Linked DNA regions of Homo sapiens: region 2 is linked to region 1. Evidence: chromatin loops called from intact Hi-C (ENCODE). Cell type or tissue: CD4-positive, alpha-beta T cell. All regions are shown on one strand. Links, peaks and the distances in the headings refer to the core of each region. The heading gives the core; the rest is flanking DNA. Region 1 overlaps LOC107985345 (a long non-coding RNA gene). Region 2 overlaps TSHZ3-AS1 (TSHZ3 antisense RNA 1).

Region 1 (15,632 bases), core at 4,625-7,124:
CCCCTAAAACAAAGGCCCCGGGGCCCCATCTGTGCCGGGCGCGGGGGAGGGCGCCGCACTTGCTGCCCGCCGCGTGCAAAGCGAGCCAGACAAAGGGCTCAGCCCTGCAGACGCGAGCAGTGGGGAAATAATTAAGCACTAAGGAAATATTGTATGTGGATTTGAGACCAACGGGAAACGCGCTCCCAAACAATGCTCGTTGTTTGCACCGAGCCGCTTTTCTGCTAAGTTTCATCAAGTAATTTGCATGCCATTTCAATAAAATTAACGAATTATGGTCGAGTTTTTTGTTTTATTGACCTAAAATAAAAATCTTCCTTTCCTTTATTATTGAAATAATTCGCCCCCCATCCCCCCCGGCTCCCATCCTCTGGGAAGGCTGCACAGCGCGCCAAGGAAATCTGTCCTCCCAGCCAGACCCCAGCGGCCTTTCTGCTGCGCTCCACAGCTAACTCCCCGGAAACCCTGCGTTTATTCTGGCTGCCCCCTTTGACTGTGGCAATAAATAGAACTTCAACCCTCTCACTTTCTTATGCCTGCTTTTCTTACAGTGAAAGCACCAGATTTCCGCGTAGGAGGGACTCGGGGGCAACGATGCAATTGGAAGGTAAGGGGCTTCTCTTAAAGCTGCATTTGCAAAGCGAGCACACTGTTTGCTAAGGTTTTATATTGCATCTTTTAAAAAAGATAATGTGGGGCCTGGCATCGTGGCTCACACCTGTAATCCCAGCACTTTGGAAGGCCTAGGAGTTCAAGACCAACCTGGGTAACATAGTGAGACCTCGTCTCTACAACAGATTTAAAAATTAGCCGGGTGTGGTAGCCTGTGCCTGTAGTCTCAGCTACTTGGGAGGCTGAGGCAGGAGGATCACTCGAACCCAGGAGTTTGAGGCTGCAGTGAGCTATGATTGCATCACTGCCCTCCAGCCTAGGAGACATAGCAAGACCCCATTTCTTTAAAAAAAAAAAAAAAGACTAAGAAATCATCACTAATTGGTATTATTAAGGAACAACATCAGTATCACTGTAGTTGTTATTTATTGCTGCATATCAAATGCAAAACTTAGTGGCTTAAGACCAATGTCCTCTCTCACAGCTCCCAAGGGTCAGGAATTTGAGAGTGCTGTAGCTGAGCGGTTCTAGATTGGGCCCTCTCTTGAGGCTGTAGTCATCTGAAGGGGTGCTTGGGCCTGGTGATGTGCTTCCCAGAGGACCACTTTCTCATGTGGCTGGGCTGTTGGCCATGAGGCCTGAGTGCCTCAGCATGTGGGGCTCTCCACAGGCTGTTCCAATGTCCTCTTGATGAGGAAGCTGGCATCCTCCAGAGGGAAGGATCCAAACAACCAAGCAGAAGCCACAGCGTCTTCATGATCTGGCTTAAAGGTTGCACACCATCACTGCAACACCCCTACACATTCGTCCATGTGGCTGGGACTGCACAGAGGCATGAAGGCTGGTAGGCATGGATCACTGGGTCCAACTCAGAGACTGGTTACCATGAGTGATTATCATTAATATGATTTGGTAGGGCTGTTGCAAGTGCCTGGAGGAGGAGAGTATTATACAGCTAAAGCCATCATTTCTTGTCTTTCTAGTCAATGCAAACAAAAGTGGTCAGTTACCTTTAATGGTATTCCCAGACAACAAACATGGACTCAGGGCCTTCCCAGTGCCAGCTCCCCCTTCAGACTGGGGAATAGAACAGTAGCCAAGAGAGATAAGGTCCCCTTCTGGCATCCCTGACTTTTCAGAGAAAGAAAACGTAAGTGTATGCATGAACACAGCAACCAGAGCTACAATACTATCGAGACAGTGCTGCCAAATGGGAAGTACAGGCCAGGTTTGGTGGCTCACGCCTGTAATCCCACCACTTTGAGAAGCTGGGGTGGGAGGATCGCTTGAGGCCAGGAGTTCAAGACCAGACTGGGCAACATAGAGAGCCGTCACTACAAAAATAAAAAATTAGCTGGATATGGTGGCGCACATCTGTAGTCCCAGCTACACAGGAGGCTGGGGCAGGAGGATCGCTTGAGTCCAGGAGCTCAAGGCTGTGATGAGGTATGATCGTGCCATTGCACTCCAGCCTGGATGACAAAGCAATTTAAAAAAAAAGAGGGAAAGTCAGGGAGGAGACTAAGCTCTGAGTGCCAAGGTTGGAGGTCTGTACACCCTGGTCCTCCCTAAATTGCAAATCTGAAATGTCCCAGGCATTGCAGATTTCCTGCAAGCCAAACCTGTTAGTAGAACAACAGACAAAAAATAAGATTTTTTTTTTTTTTTTTTTGAGAAGGAGTCTCACTCTGTCGCCCAGGCTGGAGTGCGATGGCTGCGATCTCAGCTCACTGCAACCTCTGCCTCCCGGGTTCAAGCAATTGTCCTGCCTCAGCCTCCCAAGTAGCTGGGATTGCAGGCACCCGCCACCATGCCAGACTAATTTTTCGTATTTTTAGGAGAGACAGGATTTCACCATGTTGGTCAGGCTGGTCTCAAACTCCTGACCTCAAGTGATCCACTCGCCTCTGCCTCCCAAAGTGCTGGGATTACAGGCGTGAGCCACTGTGCCTGTTTTGATATTGTCACACTTTCATGGAATACCAACACTCCCCCTTCCCAGAAGGCAGGCTCCACAAGGGAGGAGGCTGTTATGTCTTATTTATCCCTGTAGCTCTCATGCCCGGAATGATTGGTACATAATTGGTATCACTAATGACTGTCATTAATAATAATTATCTAATGGCTATCAGCCTTGTTGGTGTCCCCAAGTCTTTCAGGTTTAATGGACGTCCCCCTTAACATTAACAAATAAAAGTGATTTAAGCCCTCAGTCTACTTACAGTGAAACATGAGAACTACAGATGAAATCCTCAGCGCCCCCCAACCAACTGAACAGACCCCCTCTTGGCCAAGGGGACCCCAGAGGAAACTTAACCACAGAGTTCCCAGCCATGATGGGAAGGGAGGTCAGACACACCCCGCTCTACCCACTCCCTTTTGTGGCTTAAACACAAATGAGCAGCATTCATGTTAAAATAGAGGTCATGGTGGTCGCAGTGGCTCACGCCTGTAGTCCCAGCACTTTGGGAGGCTGAGGTGGGAGGATCAACTGTGGTCAGGAGTTCGAGACCAGCCTGGCCAACATGGTGAAACCACTTCTCTACTAAAAATACAAAAATTAGCCGGGTGTGTGGGTGCCTGTAATCCCAGCTACTCAGGGGGCTAAGGCAGGAGAATTGCTTGAACCTGGGAGGTGGAGGTTGCAGTGAGCCGAGATCACGCCACTGTACTCCAGCCTGGGTGATGGACTGAGACCCTGTCTCTAAAAAATAAAAATAAAATAGAGGTCATAAGACTGGCAGAATGGACTCTGTGACAGTAAGATACCAAATCATAACCAGGACCTAAGGGCCATATCAGGGAAGGGTTAAGTCACACACCCCTACACTTAAAGAATAAACTAGTTTCCAGCTGCCGCAAGGGGTTTCTTTTTCTCTAGCAGCTAAACAAGCCAATGGCTTGGAGATAGGTAATATTAAAACAATTGCAGTTCGCCCGCTGCCAGACACTAACTGACCCTCGTTCCACCAGCCAGAACTGCAGCTTTGATTGGACAAGAGGCTGATTCAGTAACTTTCTCCTGATAAGAGACCACTGACCATGGCCTGGTTCTGCCCATTTACAGAGGCTGTGCAATGCCTTCATGTCCCTGATTCACCTTTTGACGTCTACAGCCCGATTGTAATACACTTAAATGTGTATTCTCCACTCCAAGGTGAACATGGGATGTGTGTAACATGCATGTTTGCTTATCACACATGTGTATGGCCTCCTTCCAAGAATATTCATAGCTCTTCCTATATCCCGTTGAATATGTATACCTGGCCAACCCATTCAGCTTGAATTCCTGTCTTATCCCCTCCCACCCTTCCTCAAAGTGCCTGCCTATTGGCTTCTACTGGAGACTACACTTCTTAGCCAGTCAGGGTGGCTGCCTTGCAGGTTGTAACTCTATATGAGAAATAAAGCCCTCCTTTTCTAAATGATTTTTAATTATTTTAAATGAGTGATTTTTAAGCTAGCAGACACCAGCCCGGAATCTCTAAAGGTTGCTGAGAGAGGTGGTAAGAGCCACCTGTGCGTTTCTCCTGATCAGGAGCCTCTAAAGCCTGATTCTTCAGGGTTCGCCTCCTCGCCTCCCTCCTCAGCTCCTCCAGCCCTCCCTCTGTTCAGTGTGCCTGGCCCAAATGAACTGGGAGCTCCAGACCTTCTCGGGGACTTCCCCAAAGTCTCTATAACACAAGGTGTTGGTGCCACAGACTTTGACTGTTGGGTCTACAGTGGCCAGTGAGGGTTCAATGTAGCGGCGTGGCTCACCAGGTGCCTGGAAGGGAATATTGAGACCTCCTGGTTCTTGAGAGTTACTTGGGCCCAGCCAGGCTCTCAGCATCTTACAGGGTCTCCTGCTACTCTCTTATCTGTGGACCAGCCTCTTCCTGGACTCCTTTTCCCATATCAGGGACAATAAAACACTCACCCACTCCAGGCCACAGCTTTTGGGGTCCAGAGCTCTGAACTAACACCTTATGTTTAGTGAGGTCAAATTTTTAGGCTTAGTGCCCATCTTTCTTCTACTTAGTTTTATTTTAAATTATTTTTTAGAAACAGGGTCTCACTGTGTCACCCCGGCTGGAGTGCAGTGGTATAATCATAGCTCACTGCAGCCTGGAATTCCTGGAATCAAGTGATCATCCCACCTCAGCCTCCTGAGTAGCTGGGACTACAGGTGCATGCCACCACACCTGGCTAATTTTTAAATTATTTTTAGAGACAGAGTCTCCCTGTATTGCCCAGGCTAGTCTTGAACTCCTGGCCTCCTGCCTTGGCCTCCCGAAGTGCTGGGACTACAGGCATGAGCCACCACACCCAGCCCCACTCTTCTAAGTGGAGGGAAGGTTTAGTCTGCCCCCGTAACGAATTATGCAACACTCTTTCCCCCTTAGAACATACAAGCACTCTGGTCAAAGTTTCTGAGATTTTATTTTAGGAGCATTTTTCATTTTGGCTAAACATAGACATATATACCCACAAGACTGCCGGTTAAAACAAATAAAATATCATCTTGAGGAAACAAGCACATCTTGAGTAAGTTTCTTTCAAGATGTTTTGGTGCATTCTATGCTATCACTTTGCAGAACAATTTGTTGTCCATGCGGTAACTTTAGGGGCTGTCTGAGATGGTCTGTTCCTAAAAGACTGTGGATGGGAGAGGTGACAGTAAATCCTGGAGAGTGGAGTGAATCCCAGCCATTCTGTGGACAGGTGGGCTGAGGGAGAAGTTCAGAGGGCACTCTAGAGTGATTTGCAACGTCTCAAACAGAAATATAACATCTTCTTTCATCCTCTGCAGAGTCTGGAGCTAAATTCACACCTTTTTTTCCCCTTCCCTCACTTAAAATCAAATTCTCGCCCTTAATACTTCCTTTCAGAACTGCACCGAAAATGACGATGTCTTCTCATGCATATGAATTATCCAAAGTGTAGGAAGATGCGCCCCCACTGGAGTACGCTGAAGCCTTTAACCCAAGTACATTTAATGCTGCGAAGCCCCGAGTGAGGCAAAGGTGTCTTTTTATTTTAGAAGACATTTAGGACAGTTCATGTCACTCTGCACAGATGCACTGAAATTGATTGTGGGGCAAACTATAAAGAGAGCTTATGCTCCCCAAATCTGTTTCCGAGCCAGGTAGGATGATGAATTCTGAGGTGGGACTGAGGGGGAACGGTGGCAGCTCTCTCCCCTGCACGCACCGGCCAACTACTTCCCCGTTTGGACATTGGCGTGACACCCTCCTTCCCTGTTCATCTGTGAAAATGTGCAGCGTTTTCATTTAAAACCTCCTGCTCCAACATGGGGCCTTCTGCAGACCGCAGGGACCCCCAACAATTACTTGTTGGAAGAACAAATGAAGCATAAAGCATGATACTTTATTTTAAACATACAGGTGGCACAAATTTATTTCCAAAGATTTAAGCACCTGATGACTTCTCCTTAGAGAAAAAGCAATAAAAGGAGCCTCTTCTGTCACAAATTTCCACTTAGCATGGTTTGTGCAGAGGCAGAATTTCAGGCTTTTACCACTGAGCTCTGGACATGAAGCAAAGCTAACACTAGAGGGTGCTATAGATTAGGAAATCCAGGGACCATGGGCGCCGGAGCGCGTTCAAGACGCTGCCCTCCCGATTGTAACCTAACAAACTGAGCGTGTCACTTTGCCAGAATTTACCCCTTCACCATTTCTGCTATGATGAAATTATCCAGATATGTTTAATTTGAAATTTTAACTTAGTCTGTGATTATGTGGAATTTCAACACTGGCTGTGGCCCAGTGCAGTGGCTCACTCACACCTGTAATCCCAGTGCTTTGGGAGGCCAAGTCTGGTGGATAATTTGTGGTCAGGAGTTCGAAACCAGCCTGGCCAACATGGTGAAACCCTGTCTCTCCTAAAAATACAGAAATTAGCCTGGTGCCTGTAATCCCAGCTACTCGGGAGGCTGAGGCAGGAGAATTGCTTGAACCCTCAGGAGGCAGAGGTTGCAGTGAGCCGAGATCACGCCACTGCACTCCAGTCCTGTCTAAAAAAAAAAAAAAAAAAAAAAAGGACTGAGCCCAGGTCTGTAGGATAGACACTTTGTGTTTGTATCTTAAGTACTTTGCGATCTCACCCTTACAAACCTGATACTAAATTCCACTTACCTACTTCAGTCCTTCTCTGAGGGAAGGTGGAGTTTGGAGGCAATTTTAGGAAGCAGGATGAGGAAACAGGGAAGGTGACACAGTGAAGGACAAGCCAACACAAGGGTGGATTACCAAGGCTGGTCCCCTCTACAGGCACCCAGGGCTCGGTCCCACGCGGACTGCTGAGTAGACAGAAGACCTTTCAGAATCTTCTGCCTCTCCCCCATTTGCTGAGAGTTCCCTGGGAACGGTAACCCCCGTACCTTCGGGCTGAACATATGTTTGCATGCTGAATGGGCTCTTTCTGCCATCCCATGCCACAGCATTCAGGAAGCCCTGGGGCCAAAGCAAACAGCATGCTTGAGGCAAGGTGCTGTGAGGCCCAAATGAGCTGAAGCTTGCACAAAACTGCTCACCACTGCCATAGCTGAATCAGCGGAGGCCAGGAGGATGCGAGGCGGTGCCCGTGATTGTCTGATCATCTCCCTCTTGGACCGCTGAGACTCAGGCATGCCCTGCATCAAATCCAACCTGTCACCAGGTCTTCAAGGGGGAGGCCTGCGGAAATCCTACTGTGAATGAAACTACAGTTGCTATTCATCGTCTCCCTCCTGCACCTACCACTCCAGATGTCCCTCACTCTTGGCCAGCACTTTGGCTTGTTTAAGTTGTGTGCCAGGTGAGGTGACCACACCTTCCCCCCTGCAGTTTCTGAGTCTTTCCTGAGCTTTGTCTTGGTTGGCCCTTGGCTGCTGTGACTGCCTATTTTATCTAATTGCAGGTTCAAGATTCACCAAGAAGGCAGGGCGCAGTGGCTCACATCTGTAATCCCAGCACTTTGGGAGGCTGAAGCAGGCAGATCACTTCAGCCCAGGAGTTTGAGACCAGCCTGGGCAACAGAGCAAGACCCCATCTCTAAAGAAAAATAATTATTCAGGTGTGGTGGCACATGCCTGTAGTCCCAGCTACTCAGGAGGCGGAGGTGGGAGGATCGCTTGAGCCCAGGAGGTTGAGGCTGCAGTGAGCCGTGATTGCACCATTGCACTCTAGCTGGGCAACAGAGCAAAACCCTGTCTCCAAAAATAATAAGTAAATAAATAAATAAGATACTAAGAGACAGCCCAGTGACTCTCCTGAGTCCCAAACATACTCATCCATCCCTCATGGAGAAACAACTCTATCTCCTTGCAATAATCAGAACTAGTTTCTCCTGCCAGTTTAATCAGTACTTTTTTTATTGCAGTAAAATACACACAACATAAAATGTGCCACTTTAACCATTTTATTATTATTATTATTATTATTATTATTATTAAGACGGAGTTTCACTCTTGTTGCCCATGCTGGAGTGCAGGGGCGCGATCTTGGCTCACTGCAACTTCCACTTTCTGGGTTCAAGCGATTCTCTTGCCTCAGCCTCCGGAGTAGCTGAGATTACAGGCACACGCAGCCATGCCCAGCTAATTTTTGTATTTTTAGTAGAGACGGGGTTTCACCATATTGGTCAGGCTGGTCTCAAACTCCTGACCTCAGGTGATCCACCCACCCCTTGGCCTCCCAAAGTGCTGGGATTACAGGCGTGAACCACCATGCCCAGCCCATTTTAACCATTTTTAAATGTTCATTCAGTGGCCTGAGTTATATGAACATTGCTGGACAACCATTGCTACTATGTATTTCCAAAACTTTTTAATTGCCTTAAACAGAAGCCTTGTAACCATTAAGCAACACCTCCCCATCCCCTCTCCCCTCAGCCCCTAGTAATCACTAGCCTACTTTCTCTGCTACTTTGTCTCTTGTAGATGTTTCAAACAAGTAGAATGATATGATACTTGTCCTTTTGAAACTGACTTATTTTACATAGTATAGTGTTTTCAAGGTCCATCCATGTGGTGCATGTATTAAAGCTTCATGCACTTTTATGGCTGAATAATGTTCCATTGTATGTACAAGGCGTGCCACATTTTGTTATTCATTCACCTGTTAATGGCAACTTGGCTTGTTTCCACTTTTGGGCCCTTGTGGATAATGCTGCAGTGAACATCAGCATGGATGTCTCTGAGTCCTGCTTTCAGTTCTTCAGGGTATATGCCTAGCAGTGGAGTAGCTGATTCTATGTTAATTCTATGTTTAATTTTTTGAGAAACTGCCATATTGTTCTCCAGGCTGGCTGCACCATTCCACATTCCCACTAACCGTGCACAAAGATTCCAATTTCTTACCAACACACTCTCATCAATACATGTTATTTTTAGTTTATCGTGTTTTCATTTTTCTTTTATTAATATATAGCAGGCATTCTAATGGGTGTGGGGTGGTATCTCATTTTGGTTTTGATCTGCATTTTCCTAGTGTTTAGCGATGTTGAGTATACTTTCCTGTGGTCATTTGTATATTTTCTTTGGATGTGTATCTGTTCAAATCCTTTACTCATTTTTAATTGAGTTGTCTTTTTGTTATTGAGTTGTAGGAGTTCCTTATATATTCTTGATTTTAAAACTTTATCAGATATATGATTTGCAGATATTTTCTCCCATTGCATCGGTTGTTTTTTCAGTTTCTTGATAATGTCCTTTCATGCACAAAAGTGTTTAGTTTTGATGAATTCCAATTTGTCTCTTTTTCTTTCTTTGCTCATGTTTTTGGTGTCGTATCTGAGAATCCATTACCAAATCCAAGGTCGTGAAGATTTACCTATATGTTTTCTTGTAAGAGTTCTGATGTTTGTCATTGATCCATGCTGAGTTAACATTTATACCGTATAATGTAGGGGCTACCTCTTCATTCTTTTGCATGTAGAAACTCCGTTATCCTAATTGTTGCTAATTGCCTCTGGCCCACTGACTTGAGAAGCCCAAGAGGACCAGGGAGTATTTGTATTTTCAAGTTCTGTAGAATTGGTGATGTTCCCTGGTGGAGGAGTCCACTCTCCGCTCCTCCTCCCCCATCAAGAACTAAGACGTCGAATTTGCTAGAGCCCCACCCAAAGCTGTGGACACAGGAAGCACACATTTCTCAAGGTGGTCTCTGCGAGTGATGGTGAGAGCAGCCGATCTCACTCCCCCCGCCACCCCCTGGGTTTCCAGCCCCATGTCTTTCTGCTTTTGGGATCATAGCACCATGTGTCTGCTCTTGGTAAGGCACGTACACCACAGTTTCAAGGATAGTATCCCAATTATACAGGGTGTGGGCTCACGCTTTCACCCTGGCATAGCCTTGGCACAGGTCATCCTGATGTTCTTGTAGGCCTGCTGCTTCCAGAGGAACCTTGGAGCCATAGCTTCTTTGCTGTAAAACAGACCCCTTGGCTTGAGGCAGTGTTGTTCAAATCCCCTGCCAATAAATCAGAGACGACCGTAAGTGCTCTGTTGGTGATGCCAGTGAAGGCACTGTTGCAAGGAAGGAAAATCCATATCCAGAGTCGGTGTTCACTCTGCTAGGACTCATCGCTGTCTCATCAATGACAGAAGGGGTCTCATATAATGAACTTTGCACTGTGACTGCCTGATCTCCTTGTGAAATGGTGCCATCTTGAGGGCTCATTATTAGTCCATGTGGTTGGCAGGTAGGGCATTCAGTAGCGGCAGCAGCCAGGTCATCTCTAGCAAGAGGGAACTTGTGTTGGGCTCATGCCTCCCTTGACTTTTGCCACCATGGCCACACCATTCATGGAACTATCTATTTCCCCTGCCGTGGGGTGGCTGATGCTGGCTGATGCCCAGAGGATGAACCATCCTGTCCACCCAGTTGCTAGGTGCCTCCTCTGCAGGAGAGGCTTTTTGGCAGACCTTAACGTAAGTCCAATGATTGGCACGCTAGTGCCATTTCCATAGGTCAGTAGTACTGATTTTTCCTTTTGTCTCAGACACCAATATGGCTCGGCACAGCAGTTACTGATCCTGTCTCTATTTGAAATTTTAATATTTTGCTCATCATGGATTTTTGTATTAATTTTAACTCTTTAAAATATTGCATTAACATATTATGCATCTTCATGTTATTATTATTCCTCTTCAGCTTCCCAAAGTGCTGGGATTACAGGCTGAGCCACTGTGCCCAGCTCAAATGCATTATTTTCACTGCTGATGTGTTGCTGTTGTGTCCTCCCAATCTATGGCTTAATGGGTCTCACTGTAATCAGTTCCAGGAACAAAGTCACTCACTGTCCTGTGGGTAGTCTCCGAGTCTCTGCGAGGACCCACTGCACGGCAGGAGCTAGTCTCAGACTGAGGTGAGTTCTCGGCAGCAGAAGGCACCACCGCACTCCCAAGGGCTAAAGGTTTACCCTGCACCTCTCCTACTGAAGCTTGCAGAGGGTTGGCATGGCAGCCTTCTTCATCATAGGAGACTCTAAGACTGCTACTTTTGGCTCCTCTGGGTTGTGCAGCTTGAGTGGAAGAGCAGATCCTCTCACAGCCTAGACCTCCTGGCCAGCCGTTTCTTGCCCTAGACTCCACTCCGAGTGGCAGTCTCCCAAGCTGTCTAATAGGCGTATGGGAGAAGTATCAGCAAGTATGCTACTTCTAATGTCCCAGGTGGTGCACCCAGCACTGTGCCTCTTCCCTAGTGCAGCTGAAGGAAAGCTGCCACTGCCTGTGCCTTCCTTTACAAGGGTTGTCCTGGCATGTGTCAGACCACTGGGTCCCCTAACAACCTTGCCAATGTGCCAGTCCTCTGAATGTTTCTGGGCTTTAGCCCCTGCCCTTGGCTTGCACGTGTCTTCTTCCTAGGACATCCGGGGTGCTTGTGTCATATGCTGGTAGCATAATGTCATCAACAGTGCACCAGTGTGCTGTGCAAACTATCCCGAGACAGCCTGTATGCATGCAAAGTATGCTCAAAAGTACCCAAGGCCGAGGCGTGGCAGCTCATGCCTATAATTCCAGCACTTTGGGAGGCTGAGACTGGTGGATCACTTAAGCCTAGGAGTTTGAGACTAGCCTGAGCAAAATAGTGAGACCCTATCTCAACTGAAAACAAAAAAAGAAAAAGAAAAAGAAATTAGCTAGGTGTGGTGATATGCGCCTGTGGTCCCAGCTACTGGGAGGCTGAGGTGGGAGAATTCATTGAGCCCTGGAGGCTGAGGCTACAGTAAGCTGTGACTGCACTATTGCACTCCAGCCTGGATGACACAGCAAGACTCTGTCTCAAAATAAATAAATTTATTTATTAATACCACATCAATCGGTATTTCCCGATTTTCATAATTGAACTGTGGTTGTATAAGAGAATGCCCGTGGCCAGGCGCAGTAGTCCCTGCTACTTGGGGGTTGAGACAGGCGAAACCCCGTCTCCACTAATAATATAAAAATTAGCAGGTCATGGTGGCACATGCCTGTAATTCCAGTACTCAGGAGGCTGAGGCAGGAGAATCGCTTGAACCTGGGAGGTGGAGGTTGCAGTGAACCAAGTTTGTGCCACTGCACTCCAGCCTGGACAATAGTGTGAGACTCCGTCTCAAATAAAAATAAAAATAAAAGAAGTTGCCTGGCTTAGTTGTGCTTACTGGACTCAGAGCCCCACATGGAGTCTGCTGACCTGTCTTGGGATTGAAGGGTGATAGGTGAGAAGGATGGAGAATTTGTAAAGGGCCGGCAGTCTCCCTGATCTGTCTCTTCTAATTTTGTAGTCGGACTCCTCCTATTTGGTTCCTGGGCGACCTTCAGTTCTTGAATTTTAGGGTTCCAAACAACAAGTGTTAAGTGAAGTTTGGGGCCTTTTAAAAGGTGTCAGTGCTTGAAATTTGAGACAATAATAATAGCTGCCATCTTACGGTGAGTTTGTCAGCTCTGGGTTGTGAATTTTATGTCTGTGACTGCATCTCATCTCATTGATGTAAAAAGTAAAATTAGTTTTGCCAAGTACTGCCTTCAGTCATTGGAGGTTGGATTTCCCTGTTTCCAACTCTTAGGGAGTCTCTACTGGGGCCAGTGTGTCAGCATCACCTTGGCCCCTTCTATACCTTAATGCCCTCGCTGAAGGGTAAGCTGGGATCCCTTTGGCCCCACGAAGCATTAAAGCCTTCATGTCCTCTCATCAACACACCCCATTCCAGGGCTTCTGTGCCTCCCCAGCCTCCATGTCCCGTCCCCGGGGCCTCGAGAGCTGCTGATGCTTCTCTACACCCCCTCAGAGGGCTGCAGGGAACTGGGGTGGGTGTGCCCCTGTCTTTCCTGCCCAGGCTAATCCGCCTCGCACTCCCTTCCAGCCTCCTGGCTTGGGACATTTCAGTGTCCTCCACCTTTATACCAAAGACTGTGCCCCTGTCACTATATCCATGTCAGCCTCTAAGCCCCCGGCTCCCAGGACCACATGCCAGGCCCTCTGATGAGCTCCCCAGCCACCCTTCTGTAAGGGTGTGCAGGTCCTGAGCACAGCAGGCACTCAGGCTGGAATAAGGTATGGGGCACCTCTTCCCGACGGCACCCTCAGTCTCTGCATGTGGCTCTCTCTACTGGAATTTGGGAGGCCAGGGCAAGCATCTCCCTTAGGCTCCCCCGACAGCATGGGGAGACCTCAGCCCTCCCACCAGCCTGAGCGGTCCCAAGCTCAGCCGCTAGCCACAAGCCCCAGGTTTGCTGCCCAGGCCCAAGCTACCCACGGGCAGTGAGAAAGGTACCATCTCCCAGAATGGGACCCTCTTGCCTGTGTGGTCAGTGCCCTTTCTCCTGGATACAGACCTTCCTGAGCAGCCAAAACTTCCTTCTCGCCCGACGGGCAAGGAGACCTGAGGATTAACCGCATGCTTAGCAGCTTCCTGGAGGCCCCCCCTTGGAACTGGAAATAGTCCTGGATACCATGATTGAAGCAACTTCAGGCTGTACTGAGCCCACGCCTGGCTCTGGGGTTGCCCTCCTCTGCACCTCCTGTCTGGTCACCTCTTGCTTTTCCTATGCTATGCAGCCAAGCAGGTGACCAGGAAGGCCTCTCACCCAGAAGCCACCTGGCTCCTGCTACCCACTGTGCACTTGTTCCAGGTGCATTCCCAAGGGCCGACTTCCTTGGTTCATTTTGACAAACTTTGAGGTTGCTCGTCATAGCCCTTAAGAATGGAGACAAACACCCTCCCTCCCCCATTTTCCAACCCCCGATGTACACGGGCAAAAAACAGAAGCTCAGAGAGGGTGAGGACTTTCCACAGAGTCACACAGCTGGTGAAGTCGCTGGTCTAAGCCTTTAACTAGGGCCAACTTGACCCTTCACCTGCCTGCCTTTTCCCACCCCTGCCCTCCCTACAGGTGCTGTCTGCATGTAGAATCTTTCAGGCCCAGATTCAGGATGTCCAGCTGAGTGTGGGAAGGGTGGTGTGGTATGGGCCCAGCCACATGGTAGCTGAAAGGCTCTGGGGCCAGGGGGTCCTAGCTCCCAGCCCCGCCCCTTAGAGCCTCACCAGGGACTCAAGTCTATTGACACAAGGGCCAGCACCTGTCACGAGGTCATCTTCCCTAACATATACTTTCATTTAGGGGCAAAGAACTTCTCTTTTTGTTATTTTGCATTAAAATAACCAAGATTCATCCAGACGTGGTGGCTCACACCTGTAATCCCAGAACTTTGGGAGGCTGAGGTTGGAGGATTGCTTGAGTCCAGGAGTTAGAGACCAGCTTGAGCAACATAGTGAGACTCCATCTCTACATAGAATTTTAAAAACTTCCAAAGAATTAAAAAATATATATTAGCCAGGCGTGGTAGCATGTGCCTATAGTCCCAGCTATTGCGAGGCTGAGGATCACTTGAGCCTGGGAGGTCGAGGCTGCAGTGAGCCCTGACTGCACTACTGCACTTTAGCCTGGGAGACAGAGTGAGACCCTGTCTGAAAATAATCAAGATCAACCCTGGACAGAAAGGAATTGCTAGAGTAATACCCTTTGACCTGAAATGCTGTGGGGTCTAAGGTGCTGCCTTCCCCTCCGCCCTGTGTGCTAGTCCTTGTATGTTAAGACTCAGTAGTTCCCCGTATCCCAGTAAAAAGGCAGGGGTGGGATGATGGGTACACTAAAATCCCATTCCCCACCAGCACACAATATACTCAGGTAACAAACATGCGCATGTACCCCTTGAATCTAAACTAAATTAAATTTTAAACAAACGCAAGGGTGTGACCTGGATGGAGTGGTACAGTCATCCCCTGGCACCAAGCAGCCCATTAGCCCAGAATGGTTATCTGATCAGATGCCTGTCTCCTATGGACCTATGGGAGCTGGACACAGGGAAGGAGCCTTTGATGCCGTGGAACAAGGTGGAGGAATTGTCCATGCGAAGTGGCCCCTGAAGAACTGGTACGAAGGGGTTGGCTGCAGTGGTTTGAGAGTCAGGGACTGGGTTGGGGGCCTGGGCCTACAAGGCTTTCTAAGCCCCCTAGGACTGGGGACTTTGTCCTGGATGCTATGGGAGGCCACTGAATGGGGTGGGATAAGGGGCAGGAAGGATGGGTCCACAAGAAAACTGATCAGAGTGACTTTTTTTTTTTTTTTTGACACAAAGGCTTGCTCTGTTGCCAAGCTAGAGTGCAGTGGTGCAATCTCAGCTCGCTGCAACTTCTGACTCCCTGGTTCAAGCAATTGTCCTGCCTCAGCCTCCCGAGTAGCTGGGACTACAGTTGCGTGCCACCACGCCTGGCTAATTTTTGTATTTTCAGTAGAGACAGAGTTTCACCATGTTGGCCAGGATGGACTCGATCTCTTGACGTCATGATCCACCCACCTCAGCCTCCCAAAGTGCTGGGATTACAGATGTGAGCCACGGCACCTGGCCCAGATTGACTTTTAAAAGCAGGACCCAGGGCCGGGTGCAGTGGCTCACACCTGTAATCCCAGCAGTTTGGGAGGCTGAGGCGGGCAGATCACTTGAGGTCAGGAGTTTGAGACCAGCCTGGCAAACATGGTGAAAACCCGTCTC
Region 2 (15,632 bases), core at 5,531-8,030, 1.6 Mb after region 1:
TCCCCCAGGACCCGCCGTAGCCACTTCCCCCAATTTTTTTTCCCCGGACAAACTTTCCTGGGCCCGTCCCGGGGGTCGGTGTGGGAGGGGGTTCCTTCAAGTTTCCTCTCCTGACTTTGGGATGATCAGGGTCCCTCCACCCCGCCCCTCGCCCCCGGGAGCCGGGCCGCGCCCCCCATCCACGGCGCGGGCCGATCCTAGGGCGGGACGGGGGCGGGAGAAGGAAACCGGGCTCCCCTGCCCATCCCCCGCCAGGGGCTCCCCCCGAGAGCCTAGGGGGCCGCCGCGCCGTGTCCCGCGCCCGGCCTGCCGGGGCTGCTGGACTAGAGGGATTGATTATTGATTGGTGATCGGGGTCGCTGAGGCTCCGGGCCGGCCCGGCCGACTGGCCGCGGCAAGAAGGAGCTGGCTGGGCGGCGTGGGCGGCGGGGCGACGCGGGCTCACTTACGGGCGGCGGTGAGGGCGCGGGTGGGCCGGAGCTCATGCGGGCGACCCCCGGGCGGCGGCGGCTGAGCGGGAGCCGGAGCCCGAGCGGCGCGGGCGGCGGCGCATCGATGCGCTGCGGGCTCGATTGCGTCTCCCTGGGCCAGCTCTCAGGCCGGGAATGGGGCGGCCGCGCCGGGGCCGGCTCCGGGCGCTGCCGGGCGGCGGCTGCTGGAGCGCGGGGGCGGCCTCCGGGCCCACTATCCCCGAGGCGGCCCTGCGCCCGGGCGCGCCGGCTGGGGCTCTGGCGCTCTCGCAGGCCCCGAGGCCGACAGTCCCGGCGAGGGCGGGCGCCCCGCGCTCCAGCACCGGCTGCCTGAGCGCTCCTGGAGCAGCAAACCCCAGACTTCTTCCTCCTTCTCTCCTTCCTTCCTTCCCCCTCCCCTTATCTTTTTCTTTTTTTAGTCTCTTTCTCCCTCTTTTTCTGCCCTGTGTCCTTTTTATTTTTTCTCTACGACTGTTTTTGCAAGTTTGTTTCAAAAGTTCACAGCATGCTTTCTTTTCTTTTAGACCGGGAGACAGTGATCTCACCCACACGGTAAGATCAAAAGTCTCCGCTCGCCCAGCCTGCGGGCTTGGGCTGGGTCCAGACGTCTCCCAGGATGCAGATGCGCCGCCGCTGGCCTCCCCGGCTATAAAGCCGCCTCCAGCGCCTTTCCGCGCGCAGGAGCGCTCGGAGTTGTGGGGTACGGACCCCAGGCGGGGCAGGGAGTCCGAGGCGGGCTGCGGCGGGGCTCTCGGGCTGGCGGACTCGGGGGCTGAGGCGCCGTGCGCGTTGGGTGCCCGCGGCCGCAGAGGCCAGAACCGCTACTCCTCCAGGCCGGGGAGACGCGGCCGTGGAGCGTGAAACGCTTCTTGCAAGCGAGGAAACGGTGAGTTGGCCGACACCGCCGGCGGCCTCACCATTCTGGTGGCCGCGCTGAGCTCCTGTCGCCTGGAGGCGGGTTGCGCCGCACGGGGTCAGCTCCCGCCGGCTCCCAGCTCACCTTCGAAGCTCCCACTTAGGCGCGCCCGGTGCGGCGTGTGCACAGCGCGGGGCGCCGCACACGGAAGCGTGTAGTTCTCCCTGGTCGCGCTTTTCTCCTCCTTTCCATCCCCTCGCTGTTCTTGCAAACCTCTGTTCCTTCGGCCCCCTCCCACTGCGGGCCGCGGCCTGAACTCGGGTCTCCGCGTAGCCGGCCGCCGCCGCTGGGTCGCTGCCTGGCCCTCCCCCGCTCAGGCGCCGAGCGCTGTGCGATCCGCCCTAACATCTGTCCGTCCAACCATTGGCGCATCCATCAGTGTCAATGGGCTGCACATTGCAGCGACAGCCCGCCACGCACAACACGGGCTATGCGGAGTGCACGCAGCAACCATACTGCCATGTCGGGACACGCAAAAAGGCCCCCGGCCTGGCTTGGCACAGCCTGAAGGCCTAATCTGTGTTCTTTCAGCCACATGTACCCACCCCCACTTAATATCTGGACCCCCAAACATGAATAGTTTTGCAGACCATTGTAGGGATGGAATTGAAGGAAGAGGGGCAGTGTCGCCCGAGTCATTATTTTCCACCAGGTTTTCTCTGCCCTTGTGTGGGCTGGGTGTGGCTAGGAGAGAAGGAAGGGAGACTTCCCAAATCCGCACCAAGCACACTGCAGAACCGGAAGCTACCTGGATGCAAGGGCTTAAACCCCCTTCACCTGGGCCTAGGATGTGTTGTCGAGGTCGCTGGCCAGGTTTTAGCCAGGAGGTCTCGCGCTAAAACTTTTTGGCCCCGCCTGGCTGCTGTGTGTGACATGGCCTGATGGAGAGGAGCTGGAGAGCGGAGGAAAACGTGGATCCCAGTGAGAACTAAGGGCCAGATTTAGGGAGAAATAGTGTCTGGATGGCAGTAAGTCTGTAATTCACATTTTGTTTACAAAGGGAGAAAGGGCAGGGCTGTAGGTTTGAGAAGCCAGAGGTTTGCGCGGAGTTCCGTGTGCCCATTCCCCGAGAGTGCCGCTCTTGGCTGTAGTTGTTTGTTCTACCTGATTTTGCCTCTTGCCTTCAACTCCCCCATAACCCCTCCCCAAATGTCCAGAGGGCAAACATATGCGCATACCTCCCTGATCAATCCAGCCAGACCAAAGGGCCTTCCCTGTCCTCCCCCTAAGAACTTAATGGGAAGAGTGTACGGGGGACCTACTCTTGGGACATCTGCAGGGCGGCTGTACCAGGCGTTTTACCTGACTTTATTCTTACCGCAAAGATTTCCGTCTCGGTACCTGGTGCCCCCTCAGAGTCCACTACACAAACGGGTAAAATCCCGCGCGGCTATTCATTTCGCCATTCGCGAGTAAGAAGGGGAAAAGGAGCCGCTTCTAGGAGAGCACTGAGGTATGCTCGGTTCGGTTCCCGAGGAGGCCAGAAGCGGCCGCGGCGGCGCGGGCTGGAGCTCCCTCCTGCAGGGAGACACCGCGCTCTAGGGTGCGGGCTTCGCCGCCCACATCCAGTGGTCGAACTGTTTTCACGCTAGACTAGAGGGCGGAAAAGTCTGCGCCCGCGGAGAAACTAGAATTCTGTAGAATGTACACTGTGTAGAAATCTTTTCACCCCACTCTTCAGAGTTGCAGATTATCTTTGAAAAACAACAGGCTCTGGCCCTGCCAGCCCTAGTAACTTCTACCCGCCTGAGTCACTCTGAAAAGTAAGCCCCTAGGCCAGTGAGATGTCCCCACCTTTGGGAGGTGCCGCCTTTCCGGGAACATTAAAAAAAAAACCCTAAAAATAGAAGGAGGAAAAATGAGCAAAGGCGGTGGGACGACTCACCGAAACACCGAGGTGCAAATGTCCATTGGAGAAACTGGCAGTCGCATGGCAGCCAGCTGGCTCACCCAATAGCTGGGTGGTAACCTTGTGATCCCCAAACATCCCCCAGGGCCATGAAGGCAGTGCTGACCCCCACGATTGCACCTCAGGCCCGGTGGAATCCCGCTCCTCCTCCATAGTGGTGCTATGTAATCAGTAGAAAATCAGTAGAAAAGCTCCCAAATGAAGCTGCTTCAGGTCAGGGGTTAGAAATCTGCCTCAGACTTTTTGAACTCAAGGAAATCGGGACATCTGTCCCCAGAGCTACCTGTGCCCCACCCCAGGATCATTCATGACCTTAGCTACCGGGAGCTCTGCCCGGATAAGTTTTTAAAAGAGAGAGAGAAAGAAAAAAGTCACATGCAGGCAAGGCTAGGAACAGGTGTGTGCTGTGGGGACGGGCACTTGGCTCGCAACACACCACACAAAGTCACGAAGTCTGTGCCAGAAAGGAGTAGCCAAACCACCGCCGGGAGGCAGCCGAGGTTGTGTTTAAGGTGGCGATTGAGGGCAGTAGGTGACAACTCGACCCAAAGAAGGCCAAGTCTTGTCCTTATCTGGGGTGGCCACTGAGGGAAAAGACTTAAGGGAAAGAAGTTGTCTTCAAAGCTACCATTACAAGATGAGGAGCTAGAGTGGGCTCAGGTCCCAGGCACCCAGGGCTTAAGCCTTGATGTTGGAGAGGTTCTCGGAGGGAGGCTTGGGCCACCTGGAGGGACTGGGCACTCTGAGTAGTACCCTCTGGGAGGCTGTACCCCCTTTCAAAGTGTGAGGGCATTTGCCCAAGGTGTAGGCTTTTAGGGAGCCCAGGGCTGGGCAGCACCAGGGGAGAGAGGCACCAGGTGGGTGCCCTCCTGCCTGCACTCACCTGGAATGCTGGCATATGGGTTTTTCGCCTTCCTCACGCCTCCCCACACCACATTCTGGGCTAGGCAGTGTCGAGGAGGTGCCTTGGGTTCAGGGAAGCTTGCCACCTGCACACCTGAACCAGGAATTGGGCCCCGGAATCTCAGCCCCTGCCCAAGCAGGAAGGATAGGGACCCTGGCCCTCGCCAGGTGGTAAATTGTTTGCTAAAAGTGCATTTACACGGCGGCGAAGTTTGTTTCTCTTTTACCGGTAGCTTTGTTTTAACGAACCAGATGTTTTGTCTGTAAATTCTCCCAAGAACTTTTCCAGTTTTGACGTGAAATAAACCTTCGAAAATCAGAAGAGTATATTAATACCACTTCTGTGGGGCCTCAGGAGAGCTGAGTCAGGTGTGCCTGGATGGGAGCTGGGGGTGGGAGTACAATCTTTGGAGAGAAGTAGGGGGCTTCTCTTGGCCCAAGGTCAAGAATTGGTTTGGGGGAGGTGAAGTGCCTCCCCGACTCCCAAAACAGGCGCACACACACGCATTGTCACACCAGAGTACGCACTCCCAGCCCTCCTCCAACCAGGCATAGCTTGCTACTTCGTAAATTTCTTGTGGCTTGGGGCACAGAGATGTAGCTCAACTTTGCAGACTGTGTCCACTGCATGCCGCTGCCGTTTTCCACGAGGACCGCCTGACTGAAAGGCAAAGGGGCCTTCGATCTTCTTCCCGGGGCAGCTTTGATGCCTGAGTGTGCGGGGCCGGGGCCGGGGCCAGGGCAGAGCAGGGTGGAAGCTGGTGCCCCTGTCTGGCCCACCCTTAACTCCTGGGCACCACTCGATTCGGGAGAACTTGGGGTGGAAGCCGACCTGGTCTAGGAAGCCACAGCCTGCAGGTCCCCCTCTCCAATGCCTCATTTTTTCCGATTTAGGATTTCCAGGCAGTTATAAACACCTTAAAAAAAAAGACCCACTTAACAATACACCTAAAAGAGGGAGGGAAGGAAGGAAGGAGTACGGTTATCACAGGCGTGTGGGGAGAGGGAAACCAGGTCTGCCTAGAAACCCACCTTCTGGTCCTGTGAGTCATAGCGGCCACTTTCTCGGGTTTCCCAAGACAGGAGATGGCGATTTTCTGCTCCCTCCCCTCTCCCCAAGCTTTCCAGTGCTCTGAGTCTCACATCTTCAGATACCTCTTTCTTCCTTCATTCTCTTTCGTTCAATCATCTACGGAACTTTCAAAAACTTTTTTTTTAGGAGAGCGAAGATTAAATAAAGAAAATAAAACGTCTTTGTATTTCAGTCTAAGGAGGACAGATGCACATTAAACTCAGTTTGGAGCGCTTAACTCCAGGCGAAATGCCCTTTTATCAAATCCCACGCGTCGACTTGGGTTGCGCTGGGAATTTCACGAATTCCTCGCTGCAGCGTGGCGTGGTTTACCCCCACCCCCACCGCCACCCCACTTTGGGTGAAATGGATTTTTGGAAACCATTTAAGCAGAGCTAAAAATAAGGGTGGGGGGATCCCTACACTAGAGATAGCTGCAGCCACCTAGGGGCTCACCCCTGGTCGGGAGCGAGCAGCTATTTGCTAGTTGTAGCTCAGGGGTGCCCAACTCTTCCCGTGTGGTTGCGCCAGCTGCCCCGCACTGCAGGTATCTGAATCATTACGTGGGCAACCTGATGCGGCTCTGAACCCCAGCTCTTTGAATGCTGGAATCCTGAAGGAGGAGGATTCCACCAGGTCTTAGCCGACCAGATAGCCCAGCTTTCTGAGGCTGGTGACCTCATTAACTGGCCAGGGAATTTGCAAGACCAGGAATAATCACGTTTCCCAGTTCTTCTTTCCTACATTGCTTTTCTCCTCTGTCTTCAACGTTAGGGTTTTGTGTTTGTCCCTAAATTTACAATTTACAAACGGGGAAGACGGAGCCTAAGTTTCTGCAGGGCAGGTACAAAAGAGAGGGACAACACTCTGGGGGCCTCATTCTTTCACGTTTTTGTTTCTTGAAATTTGATGGATATCACCTTAGTTCGGCAATAGGAGGGCCAGGGTGACTGGGGACATGGTGGCCCGAAGGGTTAGATAATATAGCATGCAGGTAGTCTCTGATCTCCAGGGCTTTGATAACACCAAGATTTTCCTCCTTTGCAGAGCAGTCCTAAATTCTGCCTTCTCCCTTTTCTGCCGCCTCTTCTCTTTTCCCCATTTCTTTCTTCGTTTCTTTTTCTGTTTTCTTTTTGTGTGCCTCTCTTCCAACAGTCCCTCCTCCACCTTTATAAGACTTCTCAAAGGTTATTTATTTAAGGTCTACCAAGTGCTAGCCCCAAACAGGTCCAGTCCTTCTACCTGTGGCAAGACGGAGGCTGTTACCGCGTGCAAATAGTGAGGGAACAAAGTAGTTTGGAGTTTTTTGCAGCTTTTTTAGGTGAGGGGAAGGGAGGGAGGTCAGAAATAGGTTGACACTTGGTTTGAAATAAAAGAGCATGTTAAGAAGTTTCGAAGCTGCCAATAAAACCCTTTAAGTGGCTTGTGATTCAGTGCCTGGAGTTGCGGGGATGGCATTGGTAAATGACTCTAATGCCCAAAGAAAAATATTACAAATGCCGCTGTCTCGGCCACCAATCGGGCGCCGCTTTCCTGCGCGGGCGATGGCTCCTCTCTGGCGCGGAGGGCACCCACATTTGCATGATAAATTGACCAGACTGGCGGCAGCCAATGAAATATTCAAATTAGGCTGGGTGGCGGTAGTAGGGGTGGAGTCCCTGGGGCTGCCCCTTGGCGCGGCGGCGGGAGCGGGCGCTACCACCTCTCCGTCAGCGCCCTCTGGAGGCGGGACAGCGCGGGCGGCCGCTCTGGCCCAAAAGACGAGATGGGGGGTTGGGGGTTTGGGATGCAAGGGGGTTTGGGAGGGGTGATGGTGGGGTCTGGGTGGTGCTTCGCGGCCCCAGGAGGCTTTCCGGCTGGCCTCGTTGACTAGGCGTACAGCAGCGTCTCCGCATGCCTCTTGCCCTTAAAAGTGTTGATGGATTGCAGAAGTGGATGGTGACCCCAAGGAGGGGTTTCAGAAAGGCTCCAGCCTCCTTCGCCCAACCACCTTCTCTAGGTTCCCCTAACAAACCCATCACTTAAGTTAAAAACGTGTATTTGCTCTTGTTGACTTAGCTTTAAGACAAGATTCTTGCCCACCGCAGACCACATGGCCAGCTTTCCCAAAGGCCCTCTGATAATGAAATGGTGGAGCAGATATATCAAACTTTCCATCTTGCCCTGAGCCAACGACCCTGCACCCTCACAGGCCAGGGCACTCTGGAGGGCACCCTGCCTGGAGCCCCAAACCTTGGGTAAGCTGTGGGAGCCTAGGCAGGGGCAGGCAGTGCCTGGAGGCTGGCTTCAGACGGCAGAACTTCTCACCTGGGAAAATGCTTTCTGGAAGAAGCACCCAGGCCTCAAGGCAGCTCCAGTGAGGGGGCAAAAAGGGATATACATAAGGCATAAGGCGCTGGCCATGGTTAGGTAGGTGCTCAGCCAGGAAGATAGGGCAGATTCACATGGGGGAGATTGGCTCGGTGATGAGACCACTTCTGACTCCACCAGAACCAGGCCCAGCTCTTCCTGGAGGTCCTGACTCAACGGGGACTTTTGCATGGGAGCCAAAGAACAGTGGATGTCTCTTGTCCGCTGATCATCTCTTCCCTTCCCCCACCCCATATTCCATCCCATGCCAGATCCCTAGGCTGTGCCTGTTAGAGCTACTGTAGCACCACATGGACTTGCCTTTAAAGCAGAATTTTTAGAAGTGCAGTTGCTTTTCTTTACTCTGCTGTGGGATGCTGAACACCTTGTTCTTTCTCCAGCTCAGCAGGGCTTGGAGTTGGTTCCTAGCTATCTCTGGGAATGCTCGATCCCCATCTCTGTTACCAGCCAAAAGGGTCTGCGGGAGGTGGTCGGCACTCCAGTCAGCAGCCCTCTCAGTACCTCTTCCCCAGACATAGTCAAAGCAAGTCATTCATCTGCAGCCAGTCTCCCCTGCCCATTCACCAAGGAGAACCTGGGGATAGGACCACTCAGAGCCTGGCCCAGGCTGGCTCACTAACTGTGTGTAAATACACACAGCGGAAAGAGTAGGTGCTGAACACACATGTGTGAGAGAGTGAATTTTTACTCTCAATCACCTTATATATATTATCAATAGTTTCAAAGTATGTTGCCCAAAGGATGTTAATTCCTAAGAAGGCTTTTATATCGTTTGGAGTTTTGAGGAGTGTGTTGGCTGAAGAGAAGAGGGTCTGGCCCCAGTCTTGATGGGAATGCATGGGGTAAACAGCTGGTGGCAGAGGTACAAAAGGGGCCTCTCTACTTTCTAAGAGAATCTTCCATCCTGGCTGATTTTAGGACCTGGGGTGGGGTTCCCATCAGGAGGAGGCCTAAGGAAGGAGTAGGACCCTTCCTAGATGGCTGAGTCAACTTATACGACAGGGCAGGGAAACCTATCTTGGAAACCCGGGAGCCCTCCTTCCTCCTCCCCATCCTCAGGCCTCACCTGAGACTTGAAAATGGACCAGAGTCTTCCTCCAACAGTGAAATTCGTTAAAGAGTCACTCCTGTCTAGAATGTGCAGAAATGCAAGCCTCTCTCTTTCTCTCTCTCTCTCTTTCTCCACCTTGAGGATGCTGTATCTAGAGCCCATATAGGGACAAGAAGGTAAGCAGTGAAAGCAGGAAAGAAGTAGAAGGCTGGCTGTCATCCAGCTGTGCATACAGTCCTATCTCAGCTGAACTGTGCACGGTGAATGAGGAAGTAAATGACAGGTGAAGGACCAAGAGAGTGAAGCTAGTCAGTTTATCTGAGGAGATAGGTATCAGTGAGTAACTGTAAGGATCACACCCACAGTGGGTGTGCCCCGCAGATGGATATATGTGCAGCAAGCGGTACCTTGCGGGGGAATGCAAGCTCCAACTGTGGTGCTGAGCCTCTGGCCCATAAGTAACCCAGTGAGCCTGAGCAGGTCACTCCCTCTCTTTGAACCTTGTCTCCATCTCTAAAACAGGACAGCTTTCTCCATCTTAAACACCAAGTAGGAATTCATTGTGGAAACCTTCCATCAAAATTGGAGATGCCTTGGATGGACCCTGTGGTGGCTCATGCCTGTAATCCCAGCACTTTGGGAGGCTGCGGCAGGCAGATCACTTGAGTCCAGGAGTTTGAGACCAGCCTGGGTGACATGACAAAACCCTCTCTCCACAAAAAATACAAAAATTAGCTGGGCATGGTGGCATGCACCTGTAATCTCAGCTACTTGGGAGGCTGAGGCAGGAGGATCGCTTGAGCCTGGGAGGTTGAGGCTGTAGTGAGCCGAGATAGTGCCACTGCACTCCAGTCTGGGCAACAGAGTGAGACCCTGTCTCAAAAAAACAAAAAATAGAGAAATAGAGATGCCCCTTGAACCCATGGGTTTTTGGGACTACATTCTGGAAGCTTTCAGAGTCAGACCAGAGTTTGAAAGAGGCATTGTGTCACTAGCCGTGTGCCCGTGGGCAAGTCACAGTAGAGTCTACTTCCCACGGCACTTGTGAGACTCATCTGGGATTATGTGTGTCCATGCCTTGGCAGAGAGCTTGGTGAAGAATGTTAGTTGTCCAATAAATGGTACCCCATTAAGTTGGTGTGCAGGGTGGCCACAGGGCCAGACCACCCTGAAAATAAAGGCTTATATTTGGGCTGAGCCTGGATGCACCTGAGATTACAAGCAGGTGCTTAGAATGTGGTGAAAAAGAAAGACAGGAGAGAATGGCTGAAGGCAGCATGCAGTCCACCTGACTTTCTGGGAAGATTGGGCATTTGCAGGGCTGATAAGTCAGGTTCTTCCGGGCCTTTCTGTGAGCTCATTAGAGGAAGGGGTCTGGTGACTGATATTTCTATTTTCCCTGTTAGTAGCGACTGGAATTTGCACCATCCAGGTCAGATGGAAAATAGAAGGCGGGAAAATCTGACAGTCTCATTGATTTGCTCTCTTTGCCATCACCACTCTTGAGAGGAAGAAATGTGACTTCAAACTTGCAATTAGGAACCAGCCTGCTAAGGAGTCCTCTCGTGAGCTCCTGTGCTATGCGGAGCACAGGCCCATCTCATCTCATTTCCTAAGGAGGTAGGTTCATTCATGGTTTCAGCAGGAGCAGGCAGTGCAAACGTGTGACACCCGCCCGCAAATAACTGCCAGAAAGGCCGTCCAATGCTTCCTTCACATTTTTGGTCAGATCTCTGAAAAGATGGCCATTCTCCCAATGTTTTAAAAGTATTAACTTCCTTTCAAACATCCTTTAACCTTTAATGTTTTGTAACTTGATGAAAAGGTCATTTTGTGCTGAGGATGCAGTTGTTCCGGAATTGTTCAGCTAACGGGGTGAATTCCAACCAAATCCAGAATTATTTAATGGGATCCAACGCCCCGGCCACACGCACAATAAGTGAATATTTTCCCATATATGTCTGTGTACAGGTACATGTACTTGTGCATATGTATTTACATATTTGTATCTATGCATGCACATATACTCATTGGGACTTGGATTCAATGGACATTTTTAGCCTTCTCACAAAATGACTTATCCTTTGCAGGAAAATAGATATTAAACTTACTCTTTTGAACACATTTTGCTAAATATTTGATGGCAATTATTTATGGTGCACTGTACTTATTCCTGATTTCTTACAGAAGGGGTTGGGTCAATTTCTAATTCAACATTTCATTGCTGTCTCTACAATAAATGCCTCCAGAAGCTTAGGAGAATTGAGAGGTTTTTTTCCTCTCTCTTCTTTCACAGTGTGAGCTTTTTAACTGTCACTGGCTAGAGCAGTCCTTCTTCACTTTTACCTTCCTTAGCTGATGTATTCTTGGAAACAGATGGCTGAGCATGTTAGATTTATATTTAAAATAAGAGTAGAGTTAATAGGCTCAAATAAGAGCAGGAAGGTATTTTCTACAAGGAAACTGCATGAAGTTTATGCCTGGACTCTGGAAGATGTGTTAATACTTTTACTTATTCAAGAGGCATTGGGTTGTGGTCTGCTATGTTTCTTGCTCTGATGACTGAGTTTTTAAGATAAAGGCTCTCCGGGCAAATAAGGAACAGTTGGATAGAGTAGCTCACCTTAAGTCTCTATAGACTCATGTAGAGAACAAATCTGATCTAAACTGTGTAAAAAAATGAGTAAGAGAACTCTATAAGATTAACACTCTTATTAAACTTAAAAGAGAAAATTGGTACTTTTTTTTTTTTTCTTAGACAGAGACTTGCTCTGCTGCTCAGGGTGAAGCACAGTGGCACAATGTCGGCTCACTGCACTCACCTCTGCCTCCTGGGTTCAAGCGTTTCTTCTGCCTCAGCTTCCCGAATAGCTGGGATTGCAGGCATGCACCACCACACCCAGCTAATTTTTGTACTTTTAGTACAGACAGGGTTTCAACAGGTTGGCCAGGATGGTCTCGAACTCCTAACTTCAAGTGATCCACCTGCCTCAGCTTCCCAAAGTTCTGGGATTACAGGGCACCAAAAATTGGCACTTTTAAAAGGAGACAAGTTTTACTTAAAAGCAAAAGCCTTTAACAGGCCTTTGGCTGGATTAAATGATAATGAAGCGAAGCAAAGCTTGTGACCACTCTGTAGAGCCATCCAGATAGTCTCTCTTTGGGGCCAGATCCTCTAGAATGCATGATTTAGGGTCATTCATTGCACATTCCTGGCTTCAGACTGGTTTTCTGAATTTCCCTGCAATCTGATTTTTGTCTTCCTACATTTCTGTGTGTGAGATACATCAAAAGGTAAAAGAATGTGTGAATCATATAGGTACGGTTTAAATAATACCTGCATACACAACACTCAGTCACCTGAAACCCCCCGACACCTCCCAATTCCAGTCCCCTCTCCTGGAGGCCACCTCTATTTTTAATTTTTGTAATGATCACTTCCTTGCCTTACTTTGTAGTTTTAATATTTAGATGTGTATACCTGGTCATGTTCATAAATGAAATCATGTTGTATGAATTATTTTGTGTCTTGTTTCTCTTACTCAGCATTGTTTTTCGGACTTAACCATGTGGATTTGTGTTGCTGGTTCATGGTCAAGGTTCTAGACTATGAAAACATTAGTTTCATGAAAACATTAGGATTTTTTCCCCCCAATTGTTTGGATATCATGAAGAATGCCGCTGCGAACATGTTTGTTCCTATGCCATAACTCACATGGGGAATATCTCCTATTTATATATAGTTAGGGGTGGGATTGCTTGGTCAGAGTTTGCATATCTGCAGCTCTAACTGTTTTCCAAGATGATTGTGTCAATTTTCACTCCCACAAGCAGTTTTTAAAGTTCCCATTGTTCTACATCCTTGCCAGCCTATGATATTGTTAGCAATGTTTCTTCGTATTTGTAATGTTTCCTAATCTAGCGGCTGTGGTTGCTGTCTCACTGTGTTTAATTTGCATTTCCATGATTACTAATGAGTTTGAGCACCTTTTTTATATCTGCGTGGTGATCGGGAATGCCTTATTTGTGAGATGCCTGTTCAAGTCCTGCCATTATCCGTTGCATATATGTTTCACATTATTTCACCCAAGTTCTCTGTTGCCCAGGTTTGTTTCAGATTGGTTTGGGACAGTGGATCAGATCAGAAATGTTTCAGTGACATCTCTCACTATATTTCCTAGGATGCTTTTATCTGTGAGAAATACGACCCCCTGCTCACACTGGCTTAAGGAAATTGGCAAGAGGTAGATTATGGCTCCATTATATTAACAGGAAGCCAGTTTGCTCTGCCTTCTTACTCTTCGCTTCGTTTTCGGCATAATCTCATCCTCAAGGTGTTTTATCTTATGATTTCAAGAGGACCACAAATGGCGAGTGGAACTAATTGCTTCTTTGTCCACATTCCACAAGGAAGAGAATAATAGAAAACTTTTCATTGACCCATGTAATCTAAGTCATACCCTTCAGTTTCCAGGGGCCACGTCCATGAAGCAGGAGGCATCTGCAGTGAATGCCATGCCCTGACGCCTTACTGAGCACTCCTAGTAGGACAAAATGAGTACTGTATGGGGAGGAGGCAACCTCAAACAACCACCATGCTTACTGCCAAGCCTATAGGATATTTTTAAATTCATTTTTTAATTTGCATATAATAAAATGCATTTTTTTGGGATGCAGTTTTCTGAGTTTTGCCAAATGCACAAAATCACATAACTACCACTGCCATCAAGATTTGGAACAGTGGCTAGGTGTGGTGGTGGCTTACACCTGTAATCCCAGCACATTGGGAGGCTGAGGCAGGAGCATCGCTTGAGCCCAGGACTTCAAGATCAGCTTGAGCAACATAGTGAGACCCCATCTTTACAAAAAACTTTTTAAAAATTAGCTGGGCATGGTGGCATGTGCCTGTAGCCCCAGCTACTTGGAAGGCTAAGGCAGGAGGATCACTTGAACCTGGGAGGTTGAGGCTGCAGTGTGCTGTGATTGCACCGCTGTACTCCAGCCTGGGTGACAGAGGAAAACCCCATCTCAAAAATTTTTTTTAAAAGATTTAGAGTCGTTTTCTTTTTTTTCTTTTTTTTTTTTGGACAGAGTTTGGCTCTTGTCGCCGGGGCTGGAATGCAATAGTACAATCTTGGCTCACTGCAACCTCCACCTCCCAGGTTCAAGTGATTCTTCTGCCTCAGCCTCCCGAGTGGCTGGGACTACAGGTGCCCAGCACCACACCTGGCTTTTTTTTTTTTTTTTTTTTTTTTTTTTTTTTTTTTTTTTAGTAGAGGCAGGGTTTCACCATGTTGACAGGCTGGTCTCGAACTCCTAACCTCAGGTGATCCACCCTTTTTGACCTCCCAAAGTGCTGTGATTATAGGCATGAGCCACCGTGCCTGGCCTAGAATAGTTTTCTTACTCCCCCAAAACTGCTTTATGCTGCCTTTTTGTAGTCAAACTATCTGCCTGCCCTTAACCCCAGCTCCCCCGCATTAGAAACCACTGAACCTCTGATCTGTTCTTCACCTTAAAGCTTTCCCTTTTCCAGGGTGTAGCGTATGTGGAATTATAGAGTATGTCACCTTTCAAGTCTGGCTTCTTTCATCTAGTGTAATGCATTTGAGATTTATCTATGTTGTCGGATGTATCAGTAAGTTTGTGTCTTAGCAGTGCTGAGAAGTATTCCTTTGCATGGATGTACCCAGATCTGTTTATCCATTCATCAGTTAGAGGACAACTGGGTTGTTTCCAGTTTGGGGTGATTACAAATAAAGCCACGATGTACAAGCACCTCTAGGTTTTGGGTGAACATAAGTTTTCATTTCTCTTAAGTTTCAATACCTAGGAGAATGATTGCTAGGTCAATGGTAAGAGCGTGTATAATGCTACAAGAAAGTGCTAAACTGTTTTCCAAAGTGAGTGTAGCATTTTGTATCCCCGCTAGCAATGAAATGAGAGCTCCGCTTGCTCTGTAAGAGGCATTAGTGAATATGAAAGTGCTTTGTAAAGACTAAGGGTGTCTCACAGTGTGCCCAGGCGGGAGGATTCAGAGGGGGCATTTCTAAACTCTAAACTCCTGTGGGCTCCTAGCCCATCCTTCTGAATGGGGACAGAATACTTCCATTTCCAGGTTACTTGCTTCTCCAAAAGGGAGACAGGGAAGTATCCTTCTCTTTTTGCAAATGAGGGCACAGCACTGCCTCTCGTGGTTGAGCCAGTCATTATTCAGTAGGAACAGCAGTGAGATTCTCCAGCCTTCTATTTTATTCCTGGGGTCACAGAGTAAAATGCAGCGTGATCATTTGGAGCATTCTTATGCTTTGTGACAAGAACAAAGCCAGTGGAAACAGCCATGTGTCCAATCAGAATGTCAGAGCTGGCAGGGACCTTAGCAATTGTCACTTTACAGATGATAACCTATTACATCCCCAGGTCCCCAGAATCCCAGCCCAGGACTCACTCCCTCAGCCTTCCTGGATTGTCCTGGGTGGAACAAGATCAGCTCATTTAGCACATAGTCTTCCAGAACACAAGGCAGTGTCCCACCAAGGTTGGATGGGACCAGCTTCTCTATCCACAGTAGCTGTGCACACAGAGACAGAAATGAAGCCGTACTGCCGGGTGCACCGTGGCCAGAGATCCTCCTTCCTGGTATATACTCCCGGAGCCATTGCTTCTTTCATTTCAGTGCCCATTTCTGAGGCACCTTCACATTTCAAACGTCCTGAGAATATGTTTAATTAGAACTTGGCCATACAGCCTTTTAAAACAAAACAGAAGGGACCAGCTAATTATATCACTCAGCATTCTGTGGCAAACATATATTTTTTAATAAAACACTTTCCTAACCAGAGTAATCCCTGGAGATGCAAATCCTCATTTATAAGAAGTTTCCCAAAGGGAGTTAAAGAGAAGATGCCTTATAAAGAAAAGAGACAAAGAGAGTGGGGAAG

The links. Peaks named below come from ENCODE experiments on the same cell type or tissue, not always from the same donor. Only the 100,000 strongest peaks of a DNase experiment are listed, where the experiment ranks them.
Region 2: a loop joins it to region 1, with 4 times the contacts of the local background. A loop is called at or near these places in 2 of 110 quality-filtered maps.

Annotation. Positions count from the first base shown.
Region 1 is chr19:29,724,472-29,740,103 of GRCh38, forward strand. It overlaps LOC107985345 (a long non-coding RNA gene), which reads left to right. Exons shown (of 3, transcript XR_001753891.3): 2 at 552-607; 3 at 10,876-11,910. Among named protein-coding and RNA genes, the nearest start is that of C19orf12, 17 kb to the left of the region's middle. RefSeq lists a silencer at 4,066-4,260 and enhancers at 6,221-6,270, 6,391-6,440. In CD4-positive, alpha-beta T cell, for the core only: a CTCF peak has its summit at 6,185 (motif pointing right); a DNase peak (open chromatin) is centred at 6,190.
Region 2 is chr19:31,350,271-31,365,902 of GRCh38, forward strand. All of the region lies in intron 1 of TSHZ3-AS1 (TSHZ3 antisense RNA 1), which reads left to right. LOC124904794 (a long non-coding RNA gene) reads left to right here and starts at 14,011. Exons shown (of 2, transcript XR_007067377.1): 1 at 14,011-15,632. It also overlaps a transcript of TSHZ3 not described here. RefSeq lists enhancers at 2,373-2,874, 2,875-3,374, 4,317-4,960. In CD4-positive, alpha-beta T cell, for the core only: a CTCF peak has its summit at 6,995 (motif pointing left); a DNase peak (open chromatin) is centred at 6,961; H3K27me3 peaks cover 2,500 bases.